Linked DNA regions of Homo sapiens: regions 2, 3, 4, 5, 6 and 7 are each linked to region 1. The links are chromatin loops, found by intact Hi-C in ENCODE. Cell type or tissue: mammary epithelial cell. All regions are shown on one strand. Region 1 overlaps MAP7D2 (MAP7 domain containing 2). Region 2 overlaps SH3KBP1 (SH3 domain containing kinase binding protein 1). Region 3 overlaps EIF1AX (eukaryotic translation initiation factor 1A X-linked). Region 4 overlaps SH3KBP1 (SH3 domain containing kinase binding protein 1). Region 5 holds the start of MAP7D2 (MAP7 domain containing 2). Region 6 has its middle 18 kb from the start of SH3KBP1. Region 7 overlaps SH3KBP1 (SH3 domain containing kinase binding protein 1).

Region 1 (4,000 bases):
TTTGCCCCCAGGCAGACAAGGGGTCAGAAAGTACAGTAAGTGACAGACGGGCCTGGCAGTGTGCAGAGAAGCCCACTAGGCCTCGTCTAGTCAGGCTCCCAAGCCTGAAGCAGGACCACCTGGGGGAGAGGAGAAGCACAAAAATGGACAAAATTTTGAATACTGCTCATTACACAGACACTGAACATTTTACTTTTTTTTTTTTTTTTTTTTGAGACAGAGTCTCACTCTGTCGCCTGGGCTGGAATGCGGTGGCGCGACCTTGGCTCACTGCAACCTCTGCCTCCCAGGTTCAAGCGATTCTCCTGCCTCAGCCTCTCGAGTAGCTGGGATTACAGGTGCGTGCAACCACGCATGGCTAATTTTTGTATTTTTAGTAGAGATGGGGTTTCATCATGTTGGCCAGGCTAGTCTCAAACTCCTGACCTCAGATGATTCGCCCACCTTGGCCTCCCAAAGTGCTGGGATTACAGGTGTGAGCCACCATGCCCGGCCTACTTTCTGAAAGGAGCCAACGTATGAGCTCCTTGGGTGAGCACTATGAAAGACAACACTCAAGTTCAATTTTGGTTCTGCCAAGTTTGTGCCAATGTCAATCTTAGTATCTTAGAATCATCCAAATATCTACAACAAATAAGATGGAACAAATGACAACTTCCCCGAAAATGTCTGAGAAATATCCCTGGAGCTTTTCATCTCCAACCAACCCCTGCAGAACCCTAAAGGGCTTTCTAAACAAAAGATTAAATGGATCTTCATGATCATTTTAGGATTACAAATAATTTACTGCACTCTGTTACAACTGGACCCAGTATATTATGTATATAATATTTAAGCACACCATTCTTTTTTTTTTTTTTTTGAGACGGAGTCTCGCTCTGTCGCCCAGGCCGGACTGCGGACTGCAGTGGTGCAATCTCGGCTCACTGCAAGCTCCGCTTCCCGGGTTCACGCCATTCTCCTGCCTCAGCCTCCCGAGTAGCTGGGACTACAGGCGCCCGCCACCGCGCCCGGCTAATTTTTTGTATTTTTAGTAGAGACGGGGTTTCACCTTGTTAGCCAGGATGGTCTCGATCTCCTGACCTCATGATCCACCCGCCTCGGCCTCCCAAAGAAGCACACCATTCTTTAGAAGTCAGCTTTCATGTTAATATAACCAGGTTCACTTCCCCAGCATCTGTGCCTTCCTCTCTGGGAGCATCACAAGTTGGCATCATAGTGTGCCTTGCTGCCACAGCAACCTGTGCTTCTTCTAAGGAGGTTCCTGCTGCTGTCCAGGAGGGAGGCCTGAAGGCCTGGCCCACAGTGTAGGCAGTGGGAATGAGGAAGGGGGATGGCGTGACAAACACTGGATTGTCATGATTCCCCACATACATCTGGTTTTGCAGCCTAGATTAAATATCAGGGATATTAAAATGAGATAAGTACTAGAAAAATCCAAGTGCCATTCTTCATTTTGTTTTTGGTCATCTCTTAATCATTATGACACTATCAACAATATGAACGTCATCAAAAATTTAAAGGCCAACTCCTCAGCTCATTCCAGCCACCCCGCAATCTGACTCCAAACTCTTTTCCCAACTTTACCTCAGCACTGCCCTTTCTCCCATGCACCTTCTAGCTCATGCCATCCTTTATTCTACCCTGCTCCATCTGTTTAAACCCTGCCCATCTTCAAGACCCCCACTGTCCCCCAGCCCTATGATGCTCTGTGCTCCCACATGGTTTGAGGACTCTTATTCTGCTCTCTCTGTAACTCAGTCTCCCCTGGTGTGTTCCAGAGCCATGTGTGGCTGATGCAACTCTGGGTCTATACAGCTCCGGCCACTGTCCCCTTACATGGTGGCACCAATGCATGCACACAATGCTCAGAGGCAGGTGTGAAGTTAGTGGAAGGGGAACAAGCATAGAAAATCAAGTTTCTTTTTTCTCTAAACACAGTCAGGTTCTAGTGTCTACCTCAAGAGTCTGATTAATAAGAATTAGTTCTGTGTGAAAAGTTACAAAGAAAAGCCTAGGACGCCTAGACAGACGCTCTCATTGGCACCTACACAAACTCACCCACCCAGGCAGGGCCTGAACCTAGCTCTGTACTGCCCATGCTGCCCTCTAGGTGTTCATGGGCCTGCTCCGTATCTAAAGTAAGCCTGAAAATGGCTGAAAGCGCTCTTCAAACAGAGGGAAAAAAGAAAAACAGAGAAGAAAAAGGGCCAAACACACTTGAAACTGCCCACATTACCTTGAGGCTTTACAGAGGCTGCTTGTTCCACAGACATGCATGATTTTAGGCTGCCCTCTCATGGACACACATGAGAGTCACACCTTCAAATCATCTTTCCAGAAAATCTTTATTATCATGCTCACAGTCATCATCACCAGCATCATCATAATAAGAGGTAATAACTGAGCAGTTCCCAAGGACAAAGTGCACTGCTCAGACTTTCTCAGCCCAACCACCCTATGATGACAGAGGTGCTGTGATGATCCTTGTCTTACAGGTGTAGAAACAGAGGCACTTGAAGCCAGATTCCAATGCAAGAAACTGGCTTCAGGACCCACTTTAAAAACCATTAAATTTTTTTTTCCTAATCTCTCACATCTGGCGGAAAGGACCCACATTCTCAGTTACCGCTTTTCTGTGCTGCTTCCCTGGCACGGGAAGAAATGTAACACCTTAGTCTTAGTGCTGTAACGAAGTGATGCATGCAGGGAACAAATCTTAACCTGGCCCCAAGAATGAGCTTGCAAATCTAAAGAGAAGTCAAGTGTGACTCATTAGAGCAGTATGAAGTAAGCAGTACTGTGAGCCAAGCGCTGGCCCAGCTGGACACAGATGTGGCTCCTGTCCAGGCAGGCTAATTAGCAGCTTCCTCCTCACACTAGTGGTTTGAAAATGTTTGCTCAGCAATGTTTTAGGGCTGATGCTGGGTGGGGAAGGGGTTACAGAGGACCCTGGGGGAAGCTGTAAGGCCTCTCCTTGCTCATGCCACAATGCATGGCCGTCTCTTTCTTTTTTAAATTCAGTTTTATCCCACTGAAAGGGGTGGAGTGACTCAAACAGCCCAACATGGGCAATGTGGAATCTCTGTGTTCATTTGGTAGCCATGAGCTATACATGGCTATTTAAATTTCATATCAAAATTAAGTACAGTTACAGTTCAGTTCTTTAGTCACACTGGGCACACTTTAGGCGCTTAATAGCCACATGTGGCTGGCGGTTACCACCCTGCAGTGAGAAGCCTGGCAGCTCCCTCCTGTGATTCTCTCTCTGCACGTCTAGCTGCTCTGGGGCACATGTGGATAAGGAAGTCTGAGTTCAGTCGGGATTGAGATTTACTGGATGAGTAAAGCTTCTTCCACACAGCATCTGCTTCTTCTGCTTAATTGTTGAGCAAACATTTTGAGAATATCCATTCCAAGAGAAGCCAAATTAACTCATCTCCAGCTTCCACCTTCTGACTCTACATGTTTCTCCCAAAGGCTGTCAAAAAGCCCTTGAGCTCATTCCGAGGTAAGGAGGGCTGGAGCACAAACCATGGCCTCTAACAAATAAACCAGTTATTACCAAAACACAGCCAGATTTAAACCAGAGGAATTGAGGTAGATTACTGTGAACACTAACACCAGGAGATGCCCTCTAAAGACACAGTGTATCCAAGAAGTAATGCTTGATATGGTTTGGCTCTGTGTCCCCACCCAAATCTCATCTTGAATTGTACTCCCATAATTCCCAGGTGTTGTGGGAGGGAACTGGTGGGAGATAATTTCAATCATGGGGGCAGTATTCCCCATACTGTTCTCATGGTAGTGAATAAGTCTCACGAGATCTGATGATTTTATTTCTGCGTTTGCATCTTCCTCATTTTCTCTTGCCGCTGCCATGTAAGAAATGCCTTTCGCCTCCCTCCATGATTCTGAGGCCTCCCCAGCCATTTGGAACTCTAAGTCCAATTAAACCTCCTTTTCTTCCCAGTCTTGGATATGTCTTTATCAGCAGTGT
Region 2 (4,000 bases), 330 kb before region 1:
TTGGGGATGCTTACAGAGCTCCTTGTCCTGTATCTTAAAGCCCAACATATCCCAAAGTGGAGTCTTAACTAGTATCCAATAACATGCAGTTCCATGATCAAAGATAAGCAGGTCTCCTTACCATAGGCCATCTGAGAGCCTGTACTATGCTAATGTGCTTGTCAGTCTCCAAGATGGTGTTAGTGCTGCAGCTGAAATTTGACGAGAGAGGCAATTTTCTCTCCCCGCTTGTCTGCCTGTCTCTCCCCGCATCCCTCCTTTGTGGAATAGTCAGAAGGGCTATAATTCCATACAACACACACTGAGAAATGCTGGGCTGGTTTCTATCTGAGCATGTCACGCTTGGTGCAAGGTCTCGTCACTAGTAGATGGAAATATACAATAGGACCCACTTTCACGACATGCCTCATACAAACGTGGGCACACTAAGATCCAACTCAGGCCTTGTGAAAATAAGCACCATATACAATGGTGCAATGTGATTGAACCCAAAGCTATCCTCAGAGCCTAGTGTACTGTGTGGAGCTTGCACAGTTCCAGCATTCTATACTGTGTGAATTATAAACTCCTCTGCAACATGAGCAAACTTCAGTGGGCACCGATTATACGGACTCTGACTTTTACAAAGGTACTTAAGGATTCATGTCAGCAATGCAAAAAAAAAAAAAAAAAAAAAAGAAGTCAGACTTGGCCAGGCACAGTGGCTCACGCCTGTAATCCCAGCACTTTGGGAGGCCGAGGCTGGGGGATGACTTGAGGTCAGGAGTTCAAGACCAGCCTGACCAACATGGCGAAATCCCGTCTCTACTAAAAATACAAAAATTGGCCGGGCATGGTGGCAGGTGCCTGTAGTCCCAGCTACTCAGGAGGCTGAGGCAGGAGAATGGCTTGAACCCGGGAGGCGAAAGTTGCAGTGAGCCGAGATCATGCCACTGTACTCCAGCCTAGGGGATAGAGCGAGACTCTGCCTCCAAGAAAAAAAAAAAAAAAAAAAAAAAAAGACTTATATGTGCCTTATGCAGAGAGTTTGGAACTCTGAATGCATTATTCCCATAGAAGCAAAGTTATAAATGGTGATTAAGTTCCCAGACTGACCCACAATGCAGCTAAAATAAGTCATATCTGCAATATTATCAACAACTAAAAACTGAAAAATAATGAGAATAAAAGACATTTTTATTTATCAAAAATACTTATGCTCAGTGACATACCAAGCGGGGGCAGTCTGTGCCCAGGCAAGAAGGGGGCTGCCTGTAGAGAATTCACAAACAATAATGAAACAACAATGAAGCCAAAAAGTTAGTTGGCTTTTTACTTTCGCCACCTGCTGACAATTGAAAACAACATTGGTAATAAAATATTGCTCCTTTGAGGAAAAATGGGTTCAACAAAAAGTGAAGAAGAAGTAGATAAGGGTACTTGGAGCTATTAGGCAGGAGATTTTGGCATACATACCTACAGGGATTTCAGTGTGATTCTTTATTTTGTCCAAATTAATATCTATATCTAGAGTCATGCCTATGGGAGTCCTTTTTTTTTTTTAATCCTCATTAACAATAATCCTGGTCCATAGGGGTATCACAGATAGAACAAGGATCAGGACACAGATTATATGAGTTCAAAGAGCAATTCTTAGGCGAAAAAGCAAAAGGGCTAAAAAAATCCATAAGTAATGTGAGAAGCCGTGGGTCTGGGATGGAACTGCACAAATAGTGAACACTGAGTCAGAGGAATCAAAGGCATCCTCCATCAAGATTCTCCCAAGGAGAAGGAAAAGGTGGGCAGAAAGAGGAGTTTCCTAGGAGAGCCACCAGGTGGAGCCACCACCACAAACCCACTTCATGGCTTGTCCTCTGGGTGGATTTGGGCGGACACCAGCAGGAGTATGGCGGGAGTCTTAAACCCATGACTAACCCATGGGAGACTCATTAGTGTTAATGCCTTGAAATCAGAAGACACAGAGATAGAAAGGAGATTAAACATAACAGAAAAAAAAATCTAAAAACCGATTTTATCAATGACCCACACATAATCGCAACATGATGGCTATACCCTCCTATGTAGTTCTTACCATGCATTTCACCACCCCTCACTCTAGGCTCAATAGGTTCAGAAAATAACATGAAAAAGGGTAACACACACTCCAACATCAATTGCTGGTGCTAACAACGCAGTGTCCCAATAAAACTTGCCAGAAATGCAGTCAGGGATCAGTTAGTTTAAAAGACTTCTTTAAAGGCTCTTGACTCCAGAGCTTTTGAGAATGAAGGCCCACTGGAAAATAAGACTATAGATGCGTATACAGATACATTCACACAGACGTATATATTACTGAATGACTATGTATCATATCTATCCCCATTCACTGCCAGATCGCCAGATTTTCATTTCCCCTGGGAAAGACCAGCTCAGGTGATAGCCAAGAGCTTCTACACAACAGTAATGTCTTCTGTTAACTCTTATTCTATCTGTCCATAAACACCAGCTCCTTAAGTCAAATAAACAGGCAATCTTGAAACTCAAAGAAAAGTCTGACCCCAAATGGCACATTTTCAGATTCCCAGTTAACTGGCAAGAATTCACATTTATTTCTCCAATAGAAAATTTGAAAGAAACAAAGTCTCATCTCTACAAACAAACCCCCAGATCTCACATTTACCTTAAACAACAAACCACTGGCAAACCAAAGAGGTTGACATTTTCTTTACTAAGGACATACTTCTTTCCATCCTTTGTTAACAGTTTCATTTCTGCCAAAGAGCTCACGGCCTATCAAGATCCACGCCACCGCCTTGGCGCCATGAGAAGCATTCCAGGCCCTCACACTAAAAGCTAGAAAAAACGTTTCCCCTTCAGGGGAAGTGGGGAAAGGACGGGCAGTCACTTAGATCTGTTTAGGGCTTGGAATGACCAGTGCTGAAACTATGAGAAGAAAGGTAAACATTAAGCAACATTCTTCTGACAGCTACAGGTAGCAGACCAAACTGGAGAGCCCTTCCATGTGGCAAACACGAGGTCCATATTAATGTGGAAGAACTTCTGCACTAACTTTTAAAGCAACAGTGTGTCACCAGAGGAAGAGCAGCCGTTGATCCCTCTGTTAAGGAAAACTTTTGAATGGAACCCGTCTGAAGGATTAAACACACCAGAAATGAACCCACAGAGCAATGTTCTACAATCAGTCATACCCACATATCAATTCAGAGAGCAACCCTCCCCCATCTTAACTTGAATCTCATGAGACAGACGATCTCACCTCGTAGCATCAGAGCTAGACCTGTTACAAATAACATCTTTTAAACCGTCAGATCTTTCAGCATTAATCTCTGGAAGGGGCAGTAAAATGCAAATGCATAAAAAACCTTAAATAAAGATGGTAAAAGCAGTTTATCTTTGGGAAGGCAGATGCCAAAGTAGCAGAGCGACTTAAAAAGGTAACTATAAAATACATTTTGTATCAGGAGAGCATAATAATATAGCAAAAAATAGTAAATGTGCAAAATACAATAGAGACTTACCAAACACTGAATTCATGATAAACTGGAAATAGAAACAAGGACATATAAAGCCAACCAGAAACCCACGGAGTGGCTTCACATTCAGAATGACAGAAGTAAATACAAGACACATCCCCACCTTGCCATCAAAATGATATAAGAAACGTGCAGCACTTTCTCAACGTTTCCCAAGGGATACAACAGACTGAGTTACTTGCAGGCAGGACTGGCTGGTGTTTTTCCAGTCTTTATCTGCCCCATCACCAAGCACAAGGGCAGATGCATAGTGGGCATGCACTAAACATGTACTATTGAATGTTCATGGGTGTCTACCAAAAAGTGAGGAAGGAACAATGTCCAAAATTCCAGGCAACAGGAGAGGTTCAGAGAGAGGCAGAGATACATCTTCTCTGCATGCACTGTTAACAGTGCAAACGAGAACCCTGAGATGGAACCTGGTCCTCACACGGGCCAGCAGGGTATTGATGACAGCCTGGATACTT
Region 3 (4,000 bases), 61 kb after region 1:
TGTTTGGTTATTTAGCCACACTAGTGATAAAACATATTCATATTCTAACTGCAAGTGGAATAAACATTGCAACAAAAATGCAACCCAATCAAAATCATTAGTAATAACTATTACTCCCTCTTAGCAGTAAGAACCATTATTCTTGGATTTCAAACATTTTATTTTCTGTGCATAGCTTATAGCACTGTATTATAGGAATCAGAGTGTATAAGCAAAAAAATGAAAAATAAAACTTCTTGGAGACCATTTCCATTATTTATGATTAAATCAATGAAACTATACAATTTCCACATTAAATACAAATTAGTAGAAGAATTCCTCCAAGTAGTATTGCATATAAGCTACAACTTTACCCCAACTATTTTAATCACTATGATTCGAGATTTCCTAGGATTTAACAGCCCAAGATTGGGCTGTTACTACCTCAGCAAGAACAATCACCAGTAAATACATGAACTGGGGTTATAGCTGAATTTTTAGAAACTCTCCAGACAAACCACGTGTTAGAGGAGGTAAGTAGAAAAACTAATGTTTGAGCTGTGCTATTCCTACCAGGAACTATATCAAATATGCAAAGTTCAAACATTCTTAGTAAAATAATATGAAAGGATCTATATATACTGTAAATTTAGCAAAAACACTTTTATGTACAGAAGCCTAAATATCTTAGGAGGTTTAGAATACCAATGAAGAGAATTGTTAATTCTTCAAGGCTGGTTTCTTATGAGGATTAAAAACCAGCCCTTAGTCTCAGATGCATTCCACCTAGATGTGTTCACGAACTCCATAGAATAAGAAATATAAACCATGAATACGTACTCTTAATTTCCATTCTTCAACTTAATGTTCTATAGTACTTCAGATTTTTAAATCCAGAGTTTGGTGTACACTTAGGAAATTATAGTAAGAGTAGATTAGAGAAGATTTGCTTGTTTTCCTTTTGAAGCCATGTGAAGGTTTATTACCCTGTGTATTTTCATCACTGAAAAGTTCCCCGGTGACTAATAAAATAAAAGTGTCACAAGCTACATGATGGATCTCTTCTTTTAATGTTGCATAGAGTTTCAGTTTGGCTAGTGAGGGCTAACTAGCTCAGCCCTAGTTTCATTTTATTAGAGTTGACCACTAAAAACTAAATAAGGAAGTTACCAGTAAAGCTAATTCCCAATACAAGCAAAAAACAAAAACAAAAAACAAAAACAAAACCATTCACATAATAAAATATATCCTTAACACAAAATAAGGGTATAACATATTCTGCAGCATGACATTTTATTTTATTTCTCAGCTGTAGCTTTTTCATTCAGAAACTGGAGACCATCTTTTCACTGAGTTGTTATTCCTTCCTCTTCCCTTAGCTTAGGGATATGTTGAAAAAGGCTTTTCAACAAGTATTTTATTTTTTACAAGTTGCTATGAAATTAAAATTTATATATATATCTTAAGTGTTTATAAAGCACTCAAAATTGTAGCTTACATGTATATGACTTCTGAAAATAAAAATCACACTTCTAACATAATCTTTCTGCTCTGCAAAAATATTCTACATACATGCATATGATCAAAACAATCTTTTCATGTTTGGGGTATTTCTTACACATAGTAAAAGAAAAGTCAACAATTGTATCAGTACTTCCCCTGTTAAGATAACTGAGTGCCACCTAGTGTTCAATTTCTGCAACTACTAAGCTTACAAATTCAATACTGCTATTAAAACCCAGGTTCTGAAAACGGCATTTTGGAAATCTTTTTTTTTTTTTTTATGTTTACGGTGGCAAAATACGACTATGAAAAGAACATGATATCAAAATCAGTATAAAAATAGCCACAGGCTACTTAAATATGACAAACAGACTTATTTTTTTTCTTCAACTGCAGACTTCTGCCTCCCTCAAATTGTATCAAAATCTCAAGGGAATATCTAGGTAACTGGAATATACACAATGACTCTATACAATCAAGAGGCCAGGGCTTAATCAGATTCCGTGAGGACAAGGCAAATGATTTCTTCAAAACACCCATTTTCTTACTGGAAGTGGTAGGAAAAGCAGCAATGCATGGTTTTTTTTTTTTTTTGTAATTAGTAGACATGGTCTTCTACCCATAAGCTCCATTACATTAAAAGAACAAAGTGGGCTTAACATCTCACTTAAGATAATTCAGCATTATTATCAGTTTTAAAAAAACCAAAAATATCTTAGAAACAAATCAGTCTGCTTTAACAAATTGCATTCATGCTAATGAAATTTTAATCTTCTTTGTCATGATCAAAATCCAAATTGTAGGACAATCTTCAGAAAAGATGGAATGTAAAATGTTGAGTTCAATTTAGATCTGGAAGGGAAAAGAACATCAGATGAAAGGAAAAAGAATTCTTATATTCCAACAGTCTACTCCATATATAAGGGAGACTTTCACCTCCTTAGGCTATGTGAGAAACAAATCCAGTTTGAAGAAGAAATTCCTATAATTCTGGCCTGCTATAAGTAAATCGTGATGATCTCCTTTGTAATGTTACATGTTATGCAAAATATTCTTAATAAAATTTACTGTCTCCTTCCTTTAATGCTTGTAATTTGAGATTTTTGTATCTCATGGATGGGAGCAGACACAGGAAGCATGATATGATTGATCCCGTTCAGTGTGATACTGACCTAATTCTCCTGAGTCAATCTGGTTATAGTTAAAACATCTATAAACCACCTGGAGAAATGTCTCAAAGAGTAGGGTTCTCAGGTGACAGAGCCAACTTTTACAAAATGTTCAAGAGAACTCCTTTAATAATCACTCTTTACCATCCCTTTTCCAGCCAGCCAGCTGGGTCCAGTTCTGAGGAGGCGTTGGCCCAGATCCAGAAATTTTTACTGAGAAAATCTTGACCACGCCTAGATTCTCAACCCATTATCTTGGTGCATGCGGCTTCATATCCATGCATGTTCTCTGGTTAGGTTCCTTAATTTTTTTTTTTTTTTAAAGAGGCCTTCTACCCCTGCTCAGATGTCAAAATGTTTGGGTTGGCGCTTAATCCACATGTCAGCTGCAAGCTCTTATTTACCAAAGAATAGAATTGTTAATTCTATTGTCAAAATATTAGTAACAGTTTAGTCGTAAGACTCCTCTTGGCTCAGGGTCTCCAAAATTAAGAAAATAACAGAACAACATGTTTATTTCTCACTTCCTATTTTTGTGTACATGTTAAAATGTCTATAATATTAGTAATTTAACTCACAGTGTGAGTATTCTTGGTCAGGAACAACTGCTCTAGGTATTCCGAAATTCCATCTTTGCATCAAATTTAACGTTATTATGTTATTTATGTAGAGACAAAGTCTGGCTATGTTACCCAGGCTGGTCTTGAACTCCTGGGCTCAGGTGATCCTCCCCTATCAGTCTCCTGAGTAGCTGGGACTATGGGTGCATACCACCACATCTGACTTATTATTGTTTTTGGGTTGAAATACACAGGTGGTTTCTGAACTACATTTTAGTTAAAAGAGGTTTGAAAAGAAGAGCCCAAAACAGATTTAAGAGTAACACCCTAATCACTAAATAAATTTATACTGCCAAAAGATTAAGTTTGAATTTCATTCAATTACAGTAACAGCAGAAGTGCAGTAAAGCATTTACACTTATGGGCATTACTACTTTATTATTAGGAAAGACAATCCATTTTCCTCAAAATAAACATACCAACTGCAAACCAAGAGTTTGCCAACAGTACACACCCAACAGCTAAAAATACCATAATTGGCAATAGGCTTCCATTTTGACAAGGCTTTCAGTGTATGTTGTAATTCCAATGCTTCATATCAAGCTGGTTCAAACAAGATTCTTTCAACACACTAATATTTCAATTAAAAAGGCATGTTCCTTTGATAAGATCTATTTTTCAACTGTCCACTAAATTTCTTAATGGCTATCTCTTTAGAGACTCTTAATTAAACAAGTTATGATTAGAGTGGCTGGCGTTAATATTGCCAATGCAAACACTGACCTTTTC
Region 4 (4,000 bases), 520 kb before region 1:
GCATTGTTCCCAGTGCTGGGGGCAGGAGTGGGCCAGGAGGATGGAGACCCTGCCCTCATGGAACAGACGCCTTGTGAGCAGGGAGATGTGGTCCTGGACAGGATGCAGAGGGTGGAGGAGGAAGGACAGATCAGGGACCACGGGTGTGGTGCACACACCAGGCATCGAGATTGTACCTTTCATGGGAGAAACAGCAGACTGAAGAATCAGATAATGATTTCCGTTTTTGACACATTGGATTTTAGGAGCCCTTAGTGACTGGGAAAGAGGGGAGGAAGAGGGGATGAAGCAGAAGACAGGCCTGGAGGAGAGTCCAGAAGGAACGAAGTGGTTGCATGCGTGGGTGAAGGGTGCTGAGAGGAAAACTGGGTGGAGTCCACTTGGTGGAGCCAGGGAGACAGAAAGCTGCTCCTGGCAGATGACCACCTGGATGGGAGGTGAAGGTGTGGCCTGAAAGTTTAGGACTCTCTTTCCAGAAACTTGGTTGAGGCAGGAAGACAGGAGAGAGGGAGCATGCTCATGCGGAAGCCTCAGGGGGAGGTGGGATCAGGGAAGGGTTCTGTTCACTTTCCAGGACTGGGGAGACCCTAAGCTGCATGATACGCTGAGAGAAAGAGCCAGTGAAGGGCCAGGCTGAAGGTGGAGGAGACTGGCGGGGGAGGCCTGATGGAGAAGTGTCCTGAGGAGGCCAGGAGGGCCGAGGAAGAAGGACAGTCATGGGCGAGAGAGAAGAGGGGTGCCCAGTAGGCCCCTGGGGGAGAAGGCACCAACAAGGGAGCTGGGAGGCAGGTGGCGAGGAGGGAAAAGAGTGGGACAGGATGTTGGGAGGCGGGGGCGATGAGCAGCAGGGCAGAAGTAGAGGCTGGTGGTGAAGCTTGGCAACGCGGCCGTGAGGCTCCCTCCAGCAGCAGGTACCCAGCAGGCTACCCCAGCGCAGGAGCCAAAAGGGGCTTGGCTGGCATGGCGAGGAGGCAGAGTCTGGATTCAGGCTGTGCTAGAGGGAGAGACTGGGCAGAGAAAGCCAAAAGCAGATGGGCCATCATTCCCAGCCTCTCTGCTCGCCTTTTTTCTGCCAAGTTACCATTGAGGAAAAGTGCTCTCTGCTGCCAGGAATAGCGCTCCGCCAGCCTGTGCTTTATCATTAGTAGGAGTCAGAGTAAGAGGGAAGAGGAACTGACATTTCTGGAGCAATGATCACATGCCGGACACCGGCTAGACAATTTGAGCAACGATCGGTTGGCACAAGCATTTTACCAAGCAGAAAACTGAGGCTTAGAGAAGTGGCTGAGTAGTTCCCCAAGACTCATAGGTAATAACTGGCAGAACAGGGGATCAATTCCCTATCAACTGGATCCCTCAAGTCCAGCACTGTGACTGTGGCTGCCTGAGTCTGAAGATTCGCACTCTCCTGTCCTCTCCTTTGCTTGTCATCTATTCCTGGGCTTATGCCTTTTCCTGTTGCCCATCCTGCATCCTTGCGGACCTCCCATACTCCTGTGACCCACCAGTGCCTTTGCACTGACTGACTTCCAGACACTTCTTGAATCAATGCTTCTCTTGGCATTTCCTATATGACACGCTCTCCCGGCCCATTTCGGCTACTGAGCAATTTTAAAGCCCTCACAGAGTATAGGCCACCACCCTCCCTGATCAAATTAGTTCAAGTGGAATTTCTAGAAGCACTGAAGAGCACAACATGACAACTCCGGGGAAGAGAAATAGGCTAATGGGATACAACTGTGTACATCAGAACCACGAAAACCCACTGTCCACCAGTAGATGTCACTGTAGAGACACCCCAGGGATGTCAAATGAAACTATACCTATGGTCACCAGAAAAAACGGGTCTAAATCCAACTTCTGCAGATGGAATCCTTTTATAAAGAAAGAATGCTTTGGTTTTGTGAATAATTACAACTGATCTGTTGTATAGGATCACGTTTTGCTTACTGTATCAGATTTTTAAGAAAATCTATACATGTAAATTCTTAAATCTATGGAGAAGGAAAATTCCACGGTAACCTTTGATTTCTTTGTGCTATTCCTGCTTCAAGTGACTATAGTTTTCTGCTTTTAGACAGAAAGAAGTTGCTAATATTCAGAGAAAATAATTCCAATTGACTTGGTTTTCTTAGTGGGAGAAAATGGAATTTTAAAATCTTGGTTCGTATTCACAGGGAGAGAATTTGTACAAGATGCTCCTCAAAAGTTACATGCAGTAGCTAAAAGTTAAATGTCTTCCTTGTTTCTCATAAACTAATAAAGTATCTATACTACTCTCTGGGCATGGAATAAAATTAAAGTGTTTTTAGACTATAAATTTATCATAGAATGTGACTCCAAATCAATTTTCTTTAAGAGACCACATTAGTTATTTATATTTATGATCTTCCAACTATAATTTGTGACCAGCTTTGAACATAAAAGACAAGATCTGTGGGCAGAGGGCACAGCATTTAATATATTTAATGTCTTCTCTCTAGACGTCTCACGGCTTTTTAAATTGTTCTGGTTGTGGTGATGGTGGTAGTGTGTGAAGGTATTTGTGAACGTGTGTGTGATGGTATGAAGAGGAGATCAAACCACAAGAGAACAACATGGGAAATAAACAACTGAACTTGTATCTCAGGGATTCTGCCTAGTTTCGGAGACTGCAACATGCCTTGGGGATTTTGATGAGTAACAGAATCGCTGTCACTGAAGAATGACAAACACCTGCACTGTTTGTGTATCTTTGTTTGGTTTATAACCCATCATTAGCACATGCATGAAATGACAGGGACACCCTCGCCATGGCTGGTGACTCACTTGGGATATGGTAACAGTCTTGGAAGTTTTCTTTGACGCGTCCACTCCTCTGTGCGCAAGTGAAATGTGTTCCTCCTTATCCTCTTCGGGACTTGGGGAGTCGAAGATATCAGGGCTTGAAAGGGATGACTGATAAAGCCAAAAGAAAATGCTTTTGTCAGAATTACACCTTAGCTGACACCACTTTCGTTAATATAATGCTGTATGCTTTAAAAGCACTCGACACTGCTATTTTGTCTTCTCACGATAACCCTGTGAGGCAAAAAAGTGTGCTGTTATGCACGCGCTCAAGTCACATAGCTGATTAGTGGCAGAACTGCGACTAAGAAGCAAGGTTTCCTAAACCAGGGATCTTGCCACTGATGTCCATCAATCACTTCATCCTTGCAAGCATCCATCGTCCATCCTTTCCTGCTCCTTCCTCTAAACATTTGCTACCATGTGCAAAAGCTGCAGTGAGCTTGTACTGCAGACTTAGTGACATGCCACACAGGATGCCTGCCCTCACAGGGCTGACAGTCTACCAGGGAAGAACACACAGGTCAACAAGAGGCTGCTCTAATCTGCCTCTCCTCCATTCCCTCCTCTTCCTTTTCCTTGACCTTTTCCATGATCACTAAATCTGCTGCATACGGAAGTGCCCTAAAGGATGTGTCTGAGAGAAAACCATTTCCAGGGATAAGGGCTCACCAGGCTTGTGGTCCAGTGACCAGTGTTTCCTCAGCTTGAGAGCACAGCCCTGCTCGCTAGTGCAACAAGCTCATATCTCCTTTGGTACCTGCTGCTAAATCTCTGCCCTCATTATTGCTGACAGTCAACATTCATTTTGGAGTCTGTATGGCTATAGTATATTTACAGAATGGCAGCATCTTTTGGTAAAATATAGGACGACACCCCTGTTCTTTCTGCCTCACTGTGAAGATCACTATAAAGATAAAAAAGCCAGATGAGGCCAGACACAGTGGCTCACGACCGTAATCCCAACACGGGGATTATGAGGCGGGAGGATCTCTTGAGCCCAGGAATTTGGGACCAGCCTGGGCAACATGGCGAAACTCTATCTCTACGAAAAATACAAAAATTGGCCAGGCATGGTGGTGTGCACCTGGAGTCCCAGCTACTCGGGAGGCTGAGGTGGAAGGATCACTTGAGCCCCGGAGGTCGAGGGTGCAGTGAGCCATTGACATTGCAC
Region 5 (4,000 bases), 51 kb after region 1:
AACCCCGCTCGGTTTATCCTAACGACCCCCATGCCGGCTGCTCCTCGAGGACGGGGACTGGACCCGCAGCACCCCCTCAGGCACCTCCATCCCAAACACACCTGCCGCCCACCCTAAGCCACCCCCCATGTGTACCCACTCACCCAGGTCGCCCCAAGAAAGAACCCCGCCACTCGCACAGAGAGGGGTGCGGCCCTTGGATGCACGTCCGGACGATCCTGGGCCAGGGAAAGGGCGTTTATCTCAGCTCTGCGCCGTGCCCCTTCCCCCCACGCTCGAGGACCTTTGCCCTGGGCCGCCGGGCCCGCCCCCCCACAGGAACCCGAAGCCCTCGGGCGCCCGCCACACTCTGGGGATAATACCTTGAGGCCGGTAGTTGGGCTGAGAGGTCCGCACCGCGCCCGGTTCTGCGATCTTCCCTGGGAGAGAGGTTCCCCGCGCAGTCCCCTCAGGCCGGGATCCCGTCCCGGAGCCGCCGCCGCCGCGCTCCATCGGGATGCGCCGGCCGCACAGGCGCACTGCCAAGCCCGCCGCGCCGCACCGAACCCGCGCGCGTCCGCATGCGCACGCGTCCTCACGCAGCACGCGCGCAGGGCGTGCACGTGCGATAAGCGCACCGGTTACCACGCACAGCGCACGCAAGGCGTGCACGTGCGATAGGCGCACCGCTTCCACGCACAGCGCACGCAGGGCGTGCACGTGCGATAGGCGCACCGGTTCTCACGCGGCGCGCGCTTGTAGCGTGTGCATGCAATGTGCACAACAGTCCTCACACAGCGCGTACGGGCGTGCACGCGTCCTTACACGCTGCTGTACACAGTGCACACACAGAAGGCGTGCGTACGCACACAGTTCTTCATACGATGCTTACATGCAACATGCACACACAACGTGCACACCCAGCGTAAATGCATCTTCTCACAGTAGCAGATACACACTCAAAGCGTGTGTAGATGTAGGGTGCAGTTTCTCAGACACCGTGCACACACATCCTCACTCAATGTGTGAACACAGAGCACATAACGCGCACACACGTGCTCACTCAGCACGCACACGCTTACACTCACTGGGTGTCTGCATGCAAACTCAGCAATGCAGCCTTGGGAACAATTTCTGGCTAGGCCCCCAGGTGGGTGCCAGTTGGGCCAGTGACATCTGTGCAGACGCCAGAGGACCCGCCCTCCATGCATAGTTAGGTTCCAGTTTTCGAGGCGCACGGGTAATCAGTGTTTAGTGACGCCCCACCCTCAGCGTGCGGTCACCCAGAGAGGGACAGCAGCAAGCTATTGGGGTCGATCTTCAACTAAGAGGCAGCGGCACGCGCCGTAGGCCGACCTAGGCCTTTCAACGACACCCTACTCCGCAGCCAATTTGGTTCCTCTTCTCCTGAGGCGTAAATAATGCTGACTGAAACCTCCGCGATGCCGGGTGTGGTGGCTCCCGCCTGTAATCCCAACACTTCGGGAGGCTGACGCGGGCGGATTGATTGAGCTAAGGAGTTCGAGACCCCCGTCTCTACAAAAAAATTTTAAAAATTAGCTGGGCATGGCGACTCATCTGTGGTCCCAGCTACTTGGGAGGCTGAGGCGGGAAGATCGCTTGAGCCCGGGAGGTCGAGACTGCAGTGATCACGCCACTGCACTCCAGCCTGGGCGACAGAGACCTTGTCTCAAAAGCAAAATAAAACAAAAAACCTCTGAGGAGGATCTCTCCGAGAAGACACACAAGAAACTGCTAAACGGGTTGCCTCCTAAGTAGGCACTTTTACCACTGCCATGCACATTTATTATCTTTTCAAAAACATTGAAAAAGACATCTTGGCAGGGCCGGCTCAAGCCTTTTGTTTACCCAGGCCTGCCAAGTGATAACCCGTTCCCATGGAGCCCCAGGCTGCATGTTTTTTCTCGTTGGAAGGTGACCAGCCTGAAAGTTTTATTACCACTCCTGGGGGGAGATATACACGATTAAAAATGAAGCTGAATAATGGGTACAGGTTTTCTTTTTTGGATGAAAATATTCTAGGATTATGATGAGTGCACAACTAAGTATACTAAAAACTATTGAATTGTACATTTTAAGCGGGTGAATTTTATGGTCCCTTAATTATGTCTCATTTTTTTTTTTTTAATGTGAAGCTGAAACTCTCAGGAATGGGCACCTGTACTCTTGGCCAAAGCTGGGAAAGTCCCTTTGTGGCACAAAAAATGTTTGTGATGAACGTGTTCCTGACACGCCCAAAGGTGTGCCGGGAGTAGGGTTCAAGTGTGGTGAGAAAGCCAGGAAGTTTAAACATAAATGAGTAGGAAAGTGAGCAGGTGGGGGCTGGTACCCTGAGCTGTAATGAAAACTCGAACACATTGAGATTAAGCCAAATTAAGAGCGTGGGAGCTGTCACTTTCTCCTCCCTTATCTTAGGGACCTTTGGTGAGTTCAATTCATCCAACTCTTGAGCTCATGGACATGTGTGTGTAGCATCCCTCTCTACTTTTATTCTATTTTTGGGGTCCTTTTACTTTCCATTCCTCTCCCTAATTATAAACACCTCCTCTGATATCTTTGCAGCTGCAATTTTGAAATACTGTTTTGAAGATACGCATGTATTTTAATTGTATATAAATGACACTGCATAAAAGCTATCATTCTATTTGTTTTTCCTCTCTTGGCATTGTTCTCAATCTACACAAAATGATTAGCCATTCTATCTGGTTTACCCTTCTGTAAATTCCCTGTTCAATCCTTGCCCACCTTTCCACTGGGCTACTCTGGTTGATTTCCAGGAGTTTCTTGTATTCTAGATAATTTCTGGTTTAAATGTTGCAAATATTTTATCCTAGCCAACTAAGCTTTTTAAGATTGGTAAAATTTTCCTTAATTTTTATGACAAAATCCTATTAACATGTTTACTCCATTTACAATATTGCCCTATTTTTTATCAACTGTTTTTGAAAGTTACATTACAAATACTTCCATGTGTATTTCCTAAGATTATGAATGTTCTGTTACACATACTAGAGTTGACTACCAACTTAAGTTTCACATGGATACAGTAATTTTCTCTCCATTGGCTGTTCCTCCACCTTAGAGGTAGTTTTCCTCTTGCAAAATGCACTGTGGTGAGGCACCTTAAGGCTATGCAGGTACTTACTCTTCGTCAAAAATTCTCTCTAGATTTAGCATCCATTGATGGTTCTTGCTTGATCTGATCTCATAATGATTACGAAGTGATAAAATCCATAAATTTTTCACCTTATGGTTTGCATTTTAAGAAGTCTTAATACGAACTTCCCTAGTCCCAAGATACTCCCCATTGCCCTCATGCTTATAGTAAAAAACGTAAAAAAAAAAAAAAAAAAAAAAAAAAGTAAAAAATGCTTTACTCTTAAGCAATTTTTCTGTATAGGGTGAGGTAAAGAGCCAAATCCACTTTTCTCTCCGAAGTGTAGTTTGGTCAGCACTACCTGCTTACCTATCCTTTCCCCAGTAATTTTTGAAGCCACTTTTTAAAAAATCAAGTACCTAATTTCCATAGTAGGTGAGATAGCTTCTGAGCTATCTATTCTGATCTTCCTGTTACTGCATCTATTATTCACTACTATGGCTTAGGGTGCAATTTATTTGTTGAATTCCCTCTTAGCAGTGTTTCTAGAATTCTTTGAAATTCAGTATTTCCACATGAATATATTTTAGGATGTTTTTGCAATCTCCCACCAAGGCCTGCTGTAATACTAAATGTAATTATATTGAAGTCAGAGGTTAATTTGGAGAAAATTGACATTTTCGACATTATGACAGAATATCCAATAGTGTAATTTCTATTTAAGCTTTTAAAAAAAATGACTTTCGAGTTTTCCGTGCTTTTCCCACTACACTAACTTCCTATAAAAATCTATAGCATGGCCGGGCGCAGTGGCTCACCCCTGTAGTCCCAGCACTTTGAGAGGCTGAGGCGGCCAGATCACCTGTGGTCGGGAGTTGAGACCAGCCTGACCAATATGGGGAA
Region 6 (4,000 bases), 160 kb before region 1:
CTGTGCATGGCCATAGGGCTTTTTAATGAATGGAAAAAGTGACAACAGCAAATTACAAAATGGTATGTTAACAACCATTCAATTTTTTTTTTTTTTTGACAGGGTCTGGCTCTGTCACCAGGCTGGAGTGCAGTGGCGCAATCTTGGCTCACTGCAAGCTCCACCTCCCAGGCTCAAGCGATTCTCCCACCTCAGCCTCCCAAGTAGCTGGGACTACAGGCGCACATCACCACATCCAACTAATTTTTTTGTATTTTTGGTAGAGACAGGGTTTTGCCATGTCACCCAGGCTGGTCTCAAACTCCTGGGCTCAAGTGATCCACCTGCCTCAGCCTCCCAAAGTGCTGGGATTAGAGGCATGGGCCACTGCACCTGGCCAACAACTATTCAATTTTTGTTTACAAAGTGTGCATGTATAATGTGTAGGAAAATGAGTTTTTTGTTTTTTGTTTCTGAGACAGGGTCTTGCTCTGTCGCCCAGGCTGGAGTGCAGTGGCATGATCATGGTTCACTGCAACCTCAACCTCCTTACCAGGCTCAAGCAATCCTCCCATCTCAGGCTCCAGAGTAGGTGGGACTACAGGTGTGCCACCACACCCGGATGAAAAATGAGCATTTTTGTATATGTAGGTATGTACACCTATATGTGTATATATACATATATAGAGACAGAAACAGAGTAGAAAAGTGTATGTGTGTGCATGCAAAGTGGGTATATATGTGCCAAAAGTACACAAGGATTTTTTTCTCCAGAGACAGGGTCTCACTGTGTCGCCCAAGCTGGAGTGGTATGATCACGGTTCACTGCAGCCTTGACCTCCTGGGTTCAAGTGATCCTCCCACCTCAGCCTTCTGAATAGCTGGGACCACAGGTGCGCACCACCATGCCCAGCTAATTTTTTTTTCTAATGTTTTGTAGAGACAGGGTCTCACTATGTTGCCCAGGCTGGTCTCAAACTCCTGGACTCAAATGATCCTCCCCCTCCTCAGCCTCCCAAAGTGCTGGGATTACAGGCGTGAGCCACTGTGCCTGAACACAAGGACTAAGACCAAACTGTTAACCATGCTTACCACTGAGTAGTAGGCATACAGGTCATTTTAATGTTCTTCTTTATACTTTCCCATATTTTCTAGGATTTCTTTCCCGTATCAAGCATGCATTACTCATAACCAGAAAATAATTACTTCCATTTCGTGTAAAGAAGTAACTTTTTAAAATGAGCATCTGAGACCTTAGGGGCTAACTGCAGCAAGCAGCTGTCACCAAAATTTACACATGTAGGAGTTAGAACGGCTAAGAAAAAATATGTCAACTATCTTTATTAACTAACGCTCTCCAGAATGTGGTTTAGGTATACATGTTCTAGAAGTATGTTGGAGCCATTGCTATAAATCTACATATCGTGTTCTCTTTAGATTCTTGTTTTGAACTAAGGTCTATGAGGCCAGAACATCTTGGCGGGCGCTGCATGTCATCTGGTTTCTAGGCAGTATTTTAGAAAGGCAGCTCAATTCCCCTTCTTGCCCAATAGGTGGGGCAAGAAAGCTTTAGAAGAGTCCCCACCTGCTAAAACATGAACAGGAAGAGACCAAATTGCAGAAAAACCAGTTAGAGCGGTTCAGAAGTCATCCCCATCCAGTTGGGTGGGATGTATGCTAAAATTTTCCTAGGGTGAAAACTGTTTCCAGAGAGTTTTCTAGAGAATACCAAGTTGAGAGTCTATAAAATCTGTTTCAATACCTGACAATCACACTGTAACCAGGACTTTTTTCTAGCGTTTGAAATTAAAATAGCTCAGGTTGAAATGCTGAGATATCATTTTTCATGGGTCAGATTGGCAAAATTCAAAAGCTTGTCAATACACTGCTGGCCAGACTGTGGGGTAAGTGGCACTCTCATCCACTGCTGGGGGAAATGCACCCTGGTCCAACTCCCATGGAGAAGGGCTGGCAATATCTAACAACATTCCATATACATTTTACCCTTCGGCCCAGCAATCTCACTTTTTTTTTTTTTTTTTTGGAATTTACTCTGAAGATTCACTTCCAACAATATGAAAATAAATATGCACAAGGTTATTGATTACAGCATGATTTGTAATTGCAAAATGTCAAACTACCTAAATGTCCAAATATAAGAGTGTGGTTGAATAAGTTATGATAACAGCTACACAGTGGAGTACTATGCAGCTATAAGGAAGAATGAGGCCAGGCATGGTGGCTCACGCCCATAATCCCAGCACTTTGGAAGGCCAAGGCAGGCAGATCACCTGAGGTCAAGAGTTTGAGACCAGCCTGGCTAACATGGTGAAACCCTCTCTCTACTAAAAATACAAAATTAGCTGGGTGTGGTGGCAGGCGCCTGTAATCCTAGCTACTTGGGAGGCCCAGGCAGGAGAATCGCTTGAACCCAGGAGGTGGAGGTTGCAGTGAGCCAAGATTGTGCCACTGCACTCCAGCCTGGGCGACAGAGCAAGACTCCGTGTCAAAAAAAAAAGACAATCGCACAAACTGGTATGGAACAATTTCCAAGATTTCTTAAGTGAAAAAAGCAAAGTGCAAAAGAGAATATAGAAGATGCTGCTTTCTGTATATGGAAAAAAACGGGGAGGGGGGGCGGAATAAGAAAACATACATATATCTGCTTGTCTATACCAAAAAATACACAGGAATGAGAAACCCGAAGTTGGTCACCTACAAGGAGTGGGAAGGAATAGTATTGAAGGAATACAGGAGGAAGTGACACTTCCCTGAGCATACCTTTTGGTATAGTTTGATTTGAGGAAGTATGTTAATGTTCTACATATTGAAAAAAATCAAATCAAATAAACATGGATGGTGGGGAGAGCTACCACTGAAAACAAGTTGGAAAAAACAACTGTATTTCTAATGAAGAACATGACCATATCACAGGGGTAGGAGTGGAGGAGACTAATGCAAGTAATTTATGTACACAGTATTTGTCCATATACCTTCTGTCTTTGGGGCATGGCACTGAAGAACCGCAAACAAATCCTGAACTATTTTTAGTAGGTTTGTTTCCTGCTGTGGTATAAGTGAAGCAATTCCGAAACTACTTTAGATGTATTATGGGATTGAGCAAATGATTAAATCGTTTGATGTTGGGAGCCAGGGTTCTCACTGTGGAGGAAGGGACATACAAATATCAAACAGGAGAAGGCAAGGAAGAATCCTATGGAGATGGATGGTAGGTGCCAGTGTGACCTCATCATTTCTAAAATATGTATATATATGCATGTATGTGTGTGTGTGTGTTTCCTAGATATGGCTGCTGAAAATGCTTATAAGCAAAGACACTCCAGTAGCAATGGGCACTAGGGCCCAAGTCTTGGACTCTAATACCATCCCCCACTAAAAGGAACCAGGACTCCTTAGAAAAATGAATGATTTCAAGCCTGGGGCAGGGAATGTCCAAGATAAAGACCAAAACATTTTGTTATGCATCAGAGCAAAGAAGTGCTAAAAAGAAATGATAGGTGCATATCACAATTTGCAATTGCAAAAATATGGAACCAGCTCAAATGCCCATCAGTCAACGAGTGGATGAAGAAAATGTGGTACACACACACACACACACACACACACACACACACACACAATGGAATACTACTGAGTCATAAAAAGGAATGAAATAACGAAAAAGGAATGAAATAATGGCATTCGTAGCAACCTGGATGGAATTGGAGACTTTTTTTTTTTGAGACAGAGTCTCACTCTGTCACCCAGGCTGGAGTGCAGTGGTGTGATCTCACCTCACTGCAACCTCCACCTTCTGGGTTCCAGTGATCCTCCTGCCTCAGCTTCCCAAGTAGCTGGGATTACAGGCATGAGCCACCACGCCCAGCTAATTTTTTTTTTTTTTTTTTGTATTTTTAGTAGAGACGGTGTTTCTCCATGTTGTCCAGGATGGTCTCGAACTCCTGGCCTCAGGTGATCCACCCACCTCAGCCTCCCAAAGTGCTGGGATTACAGGCATGAG
Region 7 (4,000 bases), 470 kb before region 1:
CCTATGTATCCTTAATTTACAAGAATACCACTAATAATATTTTCTGATATTTAAGCCTGATTTCCTTAGGCATCAATATAGTCACAGGAAATCACCGGGTGGGGGTGGAGAATGTGTATAAATAAATGTCAATTATCAAACTTTACAAATAAGGGGCCACTGAATGTTGTGTTCTACCAAAAAAAGGGGGTTTCATAGGAATCTGGATCCCATTTTGTAGCCATTTTAAAACAGGGCCTGGAATTACCTGATACTCCTCCCAGTAAGAGGTGAGGTCTACATCCCCTTGCCAGGAATGTGGGTGGGCCTGTGACTGCTTCAATCAGTGGCAGGAATGATACCACATAACTTCCAAAGCTGAGTCATAAAAGTCCCTGTAGTTTATGCTTTATTTGCTGGAATACTGAACTTCCATGTAAGAAGTCAACTACCCTGGAGAGGCCACATACAGATGCTCCAGCCTATAGCCCCAGCTGAGCCCAGCCTTCCAGGCACCCTTGCCAAGGGGAGCCAGACACGTGAGGGAAACATTCATCTTCAAAGTGGATCCTCCAGCTTCAGCTAGTTCAGTATTCCCAGCTGAGGTCCCAGATATGACGGAGCAGAGACAAGCCAGCCCAGCCATGGTCTGTTCTTGACCCACAGAATCCATGAACATAAGAAGGCTGTTGTTTTATGCCACCAAATTTGGGGTCCTTCAAGTATTACATTTTTTCAAATGTACCACTTAGCACTTAGCCTTTACCCACATGGACTGCAGCTGCTCCCTTACCTGGGGTTTCCTCATTGGTGCCAGTGGCCTCAGGCATGTAAGAGCACTTGAGAAATAGCTAAAGCACAAACCAGTCAAAAGTACTCCTCTTATGTATGGACTGGGCTGAGTTCTTAACAAACTCTTTACATGACCAGTTCCAAAGATGGGTGCTTGGTACTAGAAATCTCAATTACACAACCTCAGAGAACAAAAGAAGTTAAAAAAAATATCCACCAAACACATCCTTTACTTAATTCCTCTTAATGACTCACTACAAATTAATCACCACATCTCATTTCTGTCAATTTCATATCTGATTTTTTTTTGGTAAAATAATCAAACGCAAGGAAAGTTGACGAGGGAGAAAATATGAATATCTATCTCCCCATTACAAAGCAGTTCCCACGATCATTCAGGCAGGATAAATGAGCAGTAATCTATAAACATTAAATGCCATCCTGCTTTGCCCCACAGAGACCCATCATAAACTTTGGTAAAATTGTTTTAAAAGGGTAAGAATTTGCCTACCATGCTACAATCTACTCACCTAACAATAATGAAGTCGGTATCATTCCTAGAGACACAGAAAGAACTGACAATCCTATTATACTGAAGAATCCAATCTTAGCTACATTCTAGACTGCCTGAGCCTTGGACTCCTCAACTAATCTCCACGGTCTCTGATCAATTACCAAGGCCTACAGGGAAAGGGGTCTTCAGAGAAAAGTAAATAAATAGCTTGCTTCAATTTCAGCACAATAAAATATATGGGCAGAACCACTAGGTGGCAAAATGAAACTGCTCAATGCAAACAAGGATGGGGGCGGAGCAAAAGATGTAATTAACATCCCATTTCAGGACTTAATCTCTAATAATTCTCAACTATGCCAAAGGGAATGGGAAAGGAATTTGGGGTCAAGTTTTTCCTCTTAACTTGGTGGGCCAAAAGAACTTAAAAATCACTTCTTAATAAGTTTATAAATAAACCAATCTTGAAATTTATTCATAATTTAACTGTTATAGAAATATAATTGTGAATGTGTAGAACTAAAAATACCCTTTCTCTTCTATTTTAGTTGTTAATTTTTTAAAATGCTACTTAACTAATAACTCATGGAGGAATTTTTCCCTATAATTAATTTTAACTATTATAAAGAGGAGTTCTACCGGGAAATATGAAATATCTTTTTATATATGAGAATCCAGTGTGAAACAAGCTACCAAATGTTCAACATCAATTCTTCCTATATTATTCAACCTGAATATCTGAACTACACAGAAAAAAAGTGAATTAGACTCTTCAAAATTAAACAAGAATCATAAGGAAAAGTATTTATTGCTAGAAAAACATCTTTTTGTTGAGGGGTAAGTGAAGTCAGTACAAATTTTGGTTAACCACATGGGACAGATATCGAAAATTCAGCAACACTATATACGCACAACAATGCTATGACCTGTGGGAAACAATCTTCCCTAAGCTGACCTTCAACTGGGCACATGAGAAACAGGGCAATTCAGTTCTTTTCTCCTCAAAAGCTGTTTACTTAAAAAAACCCAAACTTGTTTTTTTTGTTTGTTTGTTTGTTTGTTTTAATTCTTTCTGATCATTCTCATTGGGAGCCTAGATTTTTACACTATATCAGGGTCACATTTTAATGGTATGTTTATCTTTTAGGAAAAACAGAAGTATCTTTAAAACCTGCCTGCTGAGACCAAATCGTAACTTCCCAAGTAGTCAATCTATGGCACTTGAACCAGGAATCCCGAACTCTACACTGAGGATGATTTGAATATATGCAAAAAGAAAGACGCATATTTTATTTGATGGAACTGAAAGGTACATTACCTGCCCCTTGTTTGATGACAGGAGCGGATGGAGGCGGTGGCTTCTTGGGTCTCTGAAAAATTAATAAAAATTATACCACATGAGATTGTTGGCAAGCCTGTCCTCTCACAGAAGGACCACAGACATTGTTTTCTATGTGCAGTTTGGACAATTTAGAGAACCTCTCCAAAAAAATTGAGCAATTCTCTCTCCAGGGACGTCAGTTTTTGGCACCTCTAAACAAACACTAAAATAAATCCAGTCGGCAAAACAAAACTCCAATCGACAAATGAAACGCCATTTCCCCCTTTCTAAATTTGTAACAGCCTTCTGGAAAAGCACGGCTCAGCAAAAATGGCCTGAAACCAGCAAGCACAATGGTACTCCTACGCTGAAGCTGCATTTGCAATTAAGATTTAATCTGCTGAATAACCATGCATTCGAAAAGAGTCACTGTAAAGATTCAAAATTGAATCTGCTCTGGATGTAGGACTCTCAACAAAATGCAGGCTGAGGGCCCACTGCAGCCACATCAGGTTGCAAGCCTTCTGCCCCTTTCTACACCGAGGCTGGCAGGCCATTTGTTAGACACCCCACAGACTCATTGTACATGTGATAAACTGGAACAGAGAGGGATTTTTTTTGTTGTTGTTTTTTGGTTTGTTTTTTTTTTTTTTGCATATCAGCCGTGATTTGTTTTTCTCACATGCTGTCACTCTGTAGGTGATGGAGGTAGCAGTGCAATCAATGGCATTCATCCCTGAACTGGTTCCAGAGTAGCCAGCATTTTCTTGCCACCTAGGATTGACTGTGGGAGAGAGATGATCAGGCTGGACTTGGAAAATTATTCCATGGCCAAAAAATCCAGCCAGGGCACTGTTCTCAGACAGCTGTGTTAGGGGGAAGCAGTGATCTCTGATTCTGGGTGCATATGTGTGCGCACACGTGTGTGTGTCATTCTTAATGTTTTTCTGTATTGTCTCTATGAGTGCAGAGAAATATACTTTATTAAAATAAAGAAAGCTGCTCTAAGGGCCACCTGCCCTTACACACAGGTCCTCCATGGGATGGATGTGTTTCTGCCTCATGATCTCACATTATTCTTTCCCCTTTTGCCAGCCCCTTCTAGCTCTCTACTAACTCTTTTTCTTCCTCCCTTCTCTGTCGTTGTGTTAATTATCCTGGGGACAGATGTGTGTTTACCTAACAAAAGTATCAGTGAAGTTCTGCCAGTTAACCTTCCTTTACCTCGGAATCAGAGTACAGGCATACCTCAGAGATAACGCAAACTCGGTTTTAGACCACTGCAATAAAGCGAGTCACAGGAATTTTTTTGGTTTCCTGGTGCACATAAAAGTTATGTTTATGCTCTACTGTAGCTTATTCAGTGTGTGATAGCATGTCTAAAAAAGCAATGTACG

The links. Peaks named below come from ENCODE experiments on the same cell type or tissue, not always from the same donor. Only the 100,000 strongest peaks of a DNase experiment are listed, where the experiment ranks them.
Region 2: a loop joins it to region 1, with 19 times the contacts of the local background. A loop is called at or near these places in 12 of 110 quality-filtered maps.
Region 3: a loop joins it to region 1, with 5 times the contacts of the local background. A loop is called at or near these places in 2 of 110 quality-filtered maps.
Region 4: it touches region 1 in a loop (21-fold over the local background); 14 of 110 quality-filtered maps call a loop at or near these places.
Region 5: it touches region 1 in a loop (3-fold over the local background); 2 of 110 quality-filtered maps call a loop at or near these places.
Region 6: a loop joins it to region 1, with 8 times the contacts of the local background. A loop is called at or near these places in 39 of 110 quality-filtered maps.
Region 7: it touches region 1 in a loop (11-fold over the local background); 9 of 110 quality-filtered maps call a loop at or near these places.

The regions. Positions count from the first base shown.
Region 1 is chrX:20,065,072-20,069,071 of GRCh38, forward strand. The region is part of intron 1 of MAP7D2 (MAP7 domain containing 2); the gene reads right to left. Among named protein-coding and RNA genes, the nearest start is that of MAP7D2, 50 kb to the right of the region's middle. In mammary epithelial cell, a CTCF peak has its summit at 2,303 (motif pointing left); DNase peaks (open chromatin) are centred at 2,310 and 2,780; H3K27ac peaks cover 408 bases.
Region 2 is chrX:19,738,040-19,742,039 of GRCh38, forward strand. The region is part of intron 3 of SH3KBP1 (SH3 domain containing kinase binding protein 1); the gene reads right to left. Among named protein-coding and RNA genes, the nearest start is that of SH3KBP1, 150 kb to the right of the region's middle. In mammary epithelial cell, a CTCF peak has its summit at 1,820 (motif pointing right); a DNase peak (open chromatin) is centred at 1,822.
Region 3 is chrX:20,125,978-20,129,977 of GRCh38, forward strand. It overlaps EIF1AX (eukaryotic translation initiation factor 1A X-linked), which reads right to left. Exons shown (of 7, transcript NM_001412.4): 7 at 1-2,334. The coding sequence ends at 2,329. Among named protein-coding and RNA genes, the nearest start is that of MAP7D2, 11 kb to the left of the region's middle. In mammary epithelial cell, a CTCF peak has its summit at 1,645 (motif pointing left); no DNase peak of the experiment used is centred here.
Region 4 is chrX:19,543,114-19,547,113 of GRCh38, forward strand. SH3KBP1 (SH3 domain containing kinase binding protein 1) reads right to left here. Exons shown (of 18, transcript NM_031892.3): 15 at 2,809-2,937. Among named protein-coding and RNA genes, the nearest start is that of MAP3K15, 30 kb to the left of the region's middle. In mammary epithelial cell, a CTCF peak has its summit at 1,781 (motif pointing right); no DNase peak of the experiment used is centred here.
Region 5 is chrX:20,116,388-20,120,387 of GRCh38, forward strand. It overlaps MAP7D2 (MAP7 domain containing 2), which reads right to left and starts at 520. Exons shown (of 17, transcript NM_001168465.2): 1 at 363-520. The coding sequence starts at 492. In mammary epithelial cell, no CTCF peak of the experiment used is centred here; a DNase peak (open chromatin) is centred at 2,234; H3K4me3 peaks cover 786 bases.
Region 6 is chrX:19,903,440-19,907,439 of GRCh38, forward strand. No RefSeq gene overlaps it. Among named protein-coding and RNA genes, the nearest start is that of SH3KBP1, 18 kb to the left of the region's middle. In mammary epithelial cell, a CTCF peak has its summit at 1,527; a DNase peak (open chromatin) is centred at 1,572.
Region 7 is chrX:19,592,349-19,596,348 of GRCh38, forward strand. SH3KBP1 (SH3 domain containing kinase binding protein 1) reads right to left here. Exons shown (of 18, transcript NM_031892.3): 10 at 2,601-2,652. Among named protein-coding and RNA genes, the nearest start is that of MAP3K15, 79 kb to the left of the region's middle. In mammary epithelial cell, a CTCF peak has its summit at 1,528 (motif pointing right); no DNase peak of the experiment used is centred here.